2 separate regions of the Homo sapiens genome follow, and region 2 is linked to region 1. The links are chromatin contacts, found by Hi-C or POLR2A ChIA-PET in ENCODE. All regions are on one chromosome and are shown on one strand. The core of a region is the stretch at or near the end of the contact, and the rest is flanking DNA. Distances in the headings are between cores, read along the strand shown. Region 1 overlaps LOC124903700 (a long non-coding RNA gene). Region 2 holds the start of CES3 (carboxylesterase 3).

What was found. Hi-C counts contacts between places; a loop is a spot of excess contacts on that map. ChIA-PET counts read pairs that join two places held with the same protein, here RNA polymerase II (POLR2A). Pooled maps may share reads with other maps.
Region 2: a map of psoas muscle shows a loop between it and region 1 (2.8-fold over the local background). The contact joins the promoter of CES3 here to the enhancer-like site in region 1. A Hi-C loop is called at or near these places in 23 of 168 maps with a recorded cell type or tissue (B cell, CD4-positive, alpha-beta T cell, CD4-positive, alpha-beta memory T cell and 17 more), 7 of 37 single-sample maps with no recorded cell type and 21 of 50 pooled maps. POLR2A ChIA-PET finds 5 or more read pairs at or near these places in 8 of 52 experiments (H1, HEK293, MCF 10A and 5 more).

The regions. Positions count from the first base shown.
Region 1 is chr16:66,893,404-66,897,043 of GRCh38, forward strand. It overlaps LOC124903700 (a long non-coding RNA gene), which reads left to right. Exons shown (of 2, transcript XR_007065089.1): 2 at 1,592-3,611. Among named protein-coding and RNA genes, the nearest start is that of PDP2, 15 kb to the left of the region's middle. Within about 2 kb of position 1,969, at least 4 of the 41 ENCODE cell types and tissues checked have a DNase peak (open chromatin) inside an H3K27ac peak, as active enhancers do; they include heart right ventricle and psoas muscle, where a contact is called at or near this core.
Region 2 is chr16:66,959,421-66,963,060 of GRCh38, forward strand. CES3 (carboxylesterase 3) reads left to right here and starts at 1,846. Exons shown (of 13, transcript NM_024922.6): 1 at 1,846-1,969. The coding sequence starts at 1,888. RefSeq lists enhancers at 1,488-1,737, 1,542-2,043, 1,828-2,037.

The sequences.
Region 1 (3,640 bases), core at 719-3,218:
TCTGGGAAATCATCTAGCTGGGAGGAGCAAGGCAGGAAGTGGGAGGGAGGGTGGAGTGGGGGAGCGGGGCTGTGGAGGCCTGGGCTCCAGTTCTGATATATATGTGTGTATATATATATATATATATATATATATATATATGTATATATATTTTTTTTTTTTTTTTAGCAGGGTCTTGCTCTATTGCCCAGGCTGGAGTGCAGTGGTGCAGTCATGGCTCACTACAGCCTTGAACTCCTGGCCTCAAGTGATCCTCCTGCCTCAGGCTCTCAAAGTGCTGGGATTACAGATGTGAGCCACCGTGTCCAGCCCCAGTTCTTTTTCTTTTTTTTTTTTTTTTTTTCATTTTTTCTTTTTTTGAGACAGAGTCTCACTCTGTCACCCAGGCTGGAGTGTAGTGACGTGATCTTGGCTCACTGCAACTTCCACCTCCTGGGTTCAAGTGATTCTTGTGCCTCAGCCTCCCGAGTGGCTGGGACTACAGGCATGTGCAGCCACACCTGGCTAATTTTTGTATTTTAGTAGAGATGAGGTTTCACCATGTTGGCCAGGCTGGTCTCGAACTCCTGACCTCAGGTGATTCACCTGCCCCAGCTTCCCAAAGCAGGCCCATTAACCTAGCCCCTGGGAGAGTGGTCTGTGGAGGGAGTCTCCAAAGCCTACTCTGTCTCAGATCTCAACTCCTTCTGCCTTTCTGGGATTCTGGGAACCCCTCCCATGCCTCACCCCATTTTCCCTGCAACAGATGAACAGAAGGAATGTCTGCCATGAGCTACTGCTCTGTCCACCCTGCACAAGCTTGTGACCCCGTGCAGTGGGTCTGGGATGGGGCTGCAGGGCCACTGTGGAGGCAGCGGGACTAGCCATTGTGGCTAGGTGGGAGGAGCCCTGCAGGTGACCTCCTGGAATGGGAAAATAAGCAAGATCATGTGGTGGCCTCAGGAAGGGCTGGAGGCATGGCTGGCTCTTCATCAGCATAGAGGTAGGGAGGGGGCAAAGCAGAAAGTCCTGCCTCAGTCCCCCACTTTCCCTGCATGTTGATACCAGGGCTTTTGGGTATTCTTGTTTCCTCGTTTGCCTCCTCCTCATCCCCACCCCTGTGGCTACAGTCCTGGTCCCCTGTCCTGCCCTGGGGGTGCACAGGCTGCCTGTGGAATGAGTGAGGAAGGATGGGAGGACTGATGGTGTGGTGGATAGACAATTCAGGGAGGAGCAGGTGAGAGAGAAGGAGGCAAACAGTGAGTGGCTGCATGGCTGTGAAAAGCAAGGAAAGTTGGTGAGGAGTGTCCAGTACCAGAGGGGCTTTGGGTGTGGGTGGATGGAAATGAACAATTCGCCAAAAAAAGAACACTACATAGCCAGGTGTAGTAGTGCATGCCTGTGGTCCCAGCTACTTGGGAGGCTGAAGTGTGAGGATCGCTTGAGCCCGGGAGGTCAAGGCTGCAAAGAGAGATGATCGCACCACTGCACTGCAGCTTGGGTGACAGAATGAGTTCCTGTCTCCAAAACAAAACAAGACAAAACAAACAAACAAAAACAGAAAAAGGGGAACACTACAGAAAGGTGAGGGCCATTCTGTGTTCTCACTCAGGGCCCTGGACACAGGATGATCCCGGATGGTGAGGCGGAGGTGAGGACATTGCTGTATGAGCGGAGAGTTGGCTGAGCTGCTAGAATCCCTTCCTCTGAAACGAAGCAGTGAAGGGATGGTGTGGGGAAGGTTGTCAACCAGCCAGCATGCTCCTGGGCCTGTGGAAGGGGAGAGTGTCCACGGTTCACTTGGGGTCCCAGGGACCTTGCCAGCCCTGTACTGGGCTTTGGCATGAAGGGGTGGAGAAGCTCTTCCAAGCTCTGACTGGTGTCTTGGTTACTAAATCCTGAGGGTGGCATGATGAGAACACCAGTGGGGAGCCTTTGGCTGTGGGGTTCTGTGAGTGAGGCAGCATGAAGCAGAAGTTGCCTCTAGATGTCGCCATCTGACCACACTGGCATCAGCTGAGTGCCGTTGGAGGAAAATGTTCATGAGATGCGGCCTGAGGCCTGTCCCCAGCCCAAGCTGGGTCTCCTGGCGACTGCAGCTTGGAGCACCTTTGGAAAGCCTCCTGGGACTTGGGATGTCTTTGGGGCTGGGAACAAGTGTGGGTGGAGGAAGGGCCGGTCCTGTGGTCACCCAGCCCTGTCTTGTAGGGAAGGAACTGCTGGGGTCCCAGGAGAAGCCAGAGCCAGGCAGTGAGCTCCAGATGGTGGGGGAGTGGCTGCCACCTTGACCATCTTCCCCCGCATGGCTGTTCTCCTCTGTGGACCACCCCATGCCTCTGACCCCCATCCTCCCTACCCCATTCCCTACAGCCAGTCCCCACAACCACTCTTCCAGCAGCCCGGGGGGCCATTCCCATCTGTCCTCCCCTGTCCCAGTTCCAATAATGGACTACACCACCTTTATCTTCCACTGCCCCAAATGACGGCTGTCCGTCTAGTCAGTTCCACCCACTACACCACAGTCATCGTGACCATGTCACTCCTTTGCTCCGAACCATGGCTCCCCCTCACCCTAAGGAGGAAAGCTCAGACTCCCTCTCCCCAGGGTGGCCTCTCCAGCCTCCTCCATCTGTTCCCAGCAGGGTGGGCATGGCTGTCACATGTTCCTAGAACATGCCAGGCCTTTGGCCTTGCTGTTCCCTCCGCTGGAACACCTACCACTGCACCATCCACCTCCACCTGTCTTGTTCCTGCGACTCAGCATGACTCTGCTGAAGCATCCCCTGCCCTGGGAAGACTTCCTGGCTTTCCAGGCAGTACCAGCTCCTGTCTCCAGTTCCCATGGCACTGGGACCTCCATCACATCTCCTCAGATAGCTTGCCAATGTCTGTCAGTCTGTCTGCCCTCTTGGCGGCACCAGGGACCTCCTCTGACTCTCCTCTGAGTCCCCAGGGATCAGCCCAGTGCCTGGTATGAAGTAGGCACTTGCACATGCATTTAAAATGTTAGGGAGGAAAGAGTGGGAAAAGAGAAAGAGATCCTTGTCTTTCCTCACAAGCTGAAGTCACCTCTTGCAAGCATTGGGCCTGTGCCCTGGTTATCCCTGGGATGGAGCCGAGAACCCTCCAACTTTTGCTTCTTGCTATGGGCTTTTTGTTTTGAGACAGAGTCTCACTCTGTTGCCCAGACTGGAGTGCAGTGGCAGGATCATGGCTCACTGTAGCCTCAACAATGTCCGGCCTCTAAGCCCAAGCTAAGCCATCATATCCCTTGTGACCTGCACGTATACATCCAGATCACCTGAAGCAACTGAAGATCCACAGAAGAAGTGAAAATAGCCTTAACTGATGACATTCCACCATTGTGATTTGTTTCTGCCCCACCCTAACTGATCAATGTACTTTGTAATCTGCCCCACCCTTAAGAATGTTCTTTGTAATTCTCCCCACCCTTGAGAAGGTACTTTGTGAGATCCACTCCCTGCCTGCCAAACGTTGCTCCTAACTCCACCGCCTATCCCAAAACCTGTAAGAACTAATGATTAATCCACCACCCTTTCTTTGCTGACTCTCTTTTCGGACTCAGCCCACTTGCACCCAGGTGAAATAAACAGCCTTGTTGCTCACACAAAGCCTGTTTGGTGGTCTCTTCACACGGACA
Region 2 (3,640 bases), core at 596-3,095, 66 kb after region 1:
TTAACTTTTATGCCCTGGGCGCCTTGCTGGCCTGTCTCACCCTAGTCCTGGCCCTGGTAGGCCCATCCACAATGCTAGGAGGGAAGGCAGACCTAGCTGCAGGGAGTTGGGAAACGTGGCCTTGGGAGCAGATGGAGAGCTCTCCTGGCAGCATCTATACCCGAAGATGGAAGGTAAGATTGTGGGCGGAGAAGAGATCCAGGTGCCTTGATGTGAGTGTTGAAGGTGGAAAGCATGCCAGAGCCAGGTGCTAAAATCTTCAGCAAATGATCAAGGGGGTGTGGCTGGGGGGTGGCAGGGCTGTGATGGCAACAAGAAGAGGAAGGTGGAATAGGGAAGGACAAAGTCTGGAGGCAGCTCTGAAAAGGAGACCCCACCCCAGGCTGCCGGGGAAGATTCAGGAAGCTGCAATGGTTTTTTATGAATTTTTTTTTAGAGAGAGAGTCTTGCTATGTTGCCCAAGCTGGCCTCAAGCTCCTGGGCTGAAGCAATCCTCCTGCCTCAGCCGCCTGAGTAGCTGGGACTACAGACTTGTGCCACAATGCCCAGCTGGCACTAGTTATTTTTGGCAGAAGGGAAGTTTCATCCTAAAGCCTGTCTCTTCAGCTCTGGGTGCCAGCTGGAGCCCCGGAAGAGGATCTGGCATCGTGTTTAGGCACAACCCTCACTCTGTCTTTCACTGGGCCAGCAAATATCTATCCATCCTCCCACCGCCTACTCCCAGCCAGCCATGTTCCTGACACTGAGGCCCAGAAGTGAGTCCTGCCCTCCCTGGGGGTGGGAGCCTCCTAAGCCAGCAGAGAGACAGATGCCCTGCAGATCCCCGCCCCGGTCAAGAGCAGGCTTCCATCAGTTCTGGTTCCCAGACTCTCCTCTCCTCAGGCTTCCATGAGTTCTGGTTCCAAGCCCCTCCCCTCCTCTCCCCTCCCCTCCCTCCCTCCCTCCCTCTCTCTCTTTCTTTCTCTCTCTATTTTTCTTTTTTCTCTTTTTGTTTCTTTCTCTTTTTCTGTCTCTTTTTCTTTCTCTCTCTCCTTTCTCTCTCTCCTTCTTTCTCTCTCTCCTTTCTTTCTTCTCTCTCTCTCTTTCTCTCTTTCTTTGTCTTGCTCTATAGCCTAGCCTAGAGTGCAGTGGCATTATCACAGCTCACTGCAGTCTCGACAACCTGGGCTCAAGTGATCCTCTCACCTCAGCCTCCCAAGTAGCTGGGACCACAGGCATGCACCATCACACCTGGCTAATTTTTTTTATTTTTTCTAGAGACGTGTCTCCCTGTGTTGCCCAGGCTGGTCTCAAACTCCTGGGCTCAAGCGATCTTCCTGCCCCATCCTCCTAAAGCACTGGGATTACAGGTATGAGCCACCACACCCAGTCCCAAGCCTCATGTTTTCACACACACACTCACACACACATGCAAACATGTACCCTCACTTCAATGCTATGAGGTGGGTCCTATTATCATCACTGTTTTATTTTCTTTCACATTTTAACATGAGATTTGGAGGGGACAAAACATCCAAACCATATCAAGCCCTCACCTCAGGCTGGGTTGCCCACTCGGAGTGGCACCCCAGGGTCACTGGCCACCACTTCCTAGGGTCAGTGATGTGGTCACCTTGGGATGAACGCACAGGATTTCATGGAGATCACCAAGTCAGGAGAGCTGGAATTTGAAAACAGTGGGACGGGGAGGGCTGTCATATCAACCAGGCCTCTGCAGGGCACTCATCTAGCCCTGCCTCTGGCTCAGCCTGAGCATGGGGCTGGCCACCAGCTAGGTGGCGCTGTCCTTGGAGGTTCTATATCACAGCCCTTTAGAGATCGGTGGTGCTGAAGGGCAGGGATCTTATTCCACCTTCTGAAGCTTCTGTCGAACCAGTTGTAAGGAGAATGGAGAGAGCAGTGAGAGTGGAGTCCGGGGTCCTGGTCGGGGTGGTCTGTCTGCTCCTGGCATGCCCTGCCACAGCCACTGGTAAGACACACCTGCTGGGCCTGCAGAGGTACTTGGTGTGGAGGAGTCAAGAGTGAGACAGGGACAGGGAGCAGTGGGCCGACCGCTCAGGAAACAGTCCTGTTTGGAGGCAGACCAGGGGTTGTGCATTCTCTCTGGGCAGGCGCTCTGCTCTTGCTGTATTTGTTTCGTTGTTTTTGTTGTTGTTGTTTGAGACAGAGTTTTGCTCTTGTTACCCAGGCTGGAGTGCAATGGCGCGATCTCGGCTCACTGCAACCTCCGCCTCCTGGATTCAAGCGATTCTCCTGCCTCAGCCTCCTGAGTAGCTGGGATTACAGGCACCTGCCACCATGGCCGGCTAATTTTTGTATTTTTAGGAGAGATGGGGTTTCACCATGTGGGCCAGGCTGGTCTCAAACTCCTGACCTCAGGTGACCCACCTGCCTCGGCCTCCCAAAGTGCTGGGATTACAGGCGTGAGCCACCGCACCTGGCCTGTCTTTATGTCTTAAGGGGGCCTGAGATTTGTTTTAATGAAGTATAGTAAGACAAGCAGATATGCAAATGACTATCATGAGGGAAGGAGTTTGCTCGTAGTTCCCTGTGAACAGGAAGCAGGCCATGCCACATAGGGCCACAGAGGGAAGCACCAGGTGGCATCAGCCAGGAGGCAGAGGGAGCAGGGGGAAAATGTGGGCAAGCCCCTTTGACACGGTTGCCACGGGAAGGAATAGGCAAGGCAGGCTAAAGAGGTTTACGATTGGCAGCAGGCTCTGGGGAAAGGGGCTGTCCCCAGCCAGCTTCCTGGTACCCGGCTCTGTGGTGATTATGGCTGGTGGATGGCAGCCAGGAGCTGAGAGCTGTATAAAGGAGGTGGTTGGGTATGGCTCTGGACTGGTTTGCCTTTGCTCCCTAGAGAGATGCCTGCCAATTCCACCTCCCCAGAGAGCTGCCTCCTATCTCTAGGAATTGTCTAGCCTGGGAGAGGCAGTCCTCCAGTCTTAGTCTGTTTGTGTTGTTGTAAAAGAATACAGGAAGCTGGGTAATTCACAAAGAAAAGAAGTTTAGTTAGGCCACAGTTCTGCAGGCCGTACAAGAAACATGGTGCCAGCTGGGCATGATGGCTCACACCTGTCGTCCCAGCACTTGGGGAGGCTGAGGTGAAAGGATTGCTTGAGCCCAGGGGTTTGAGACCAGCCTGGGCAACATAATGAGACCCCATCTCTACTTTTTAAAAAATAATTCAGGGCTGGGCATGATGGCTCATGCCTGTAATGCCAGCACTTTGGGAGCCCCAGGTGGATGGATTACTTGAGGTCAGGAGTTCGAGACCAGCCTGGCCAACATGATGAAACCCCGTCTCTACTAAAAATACAAAAATTAGCCAGGCGTTGTGGTGCACACCTGTAATCCCAGCTACTTGGGAGGCTGAGGCCCTGGAGTCGCTTGAACTCGGGAGTCAGAGGTTGCAGTGAGCCAAGATCGTGCCACTGCACTCCAGCTTGGTCAACAGAGCTAGACCCTGTCTCAAACACAAAAAATAAAAACAAAGAAATGGGCAAGTGGCTGGCCCCAAGGCACAAGGCCCTAGTGGCAGGCCCGGTCTGGCCTGGAGTGGAGTGGTAGTGACTCTCAGGCAGGCAGGGAGGAGGAAGTTGGGCGTCAACCTAAGACCAGGCTCACCGGCTTGCTG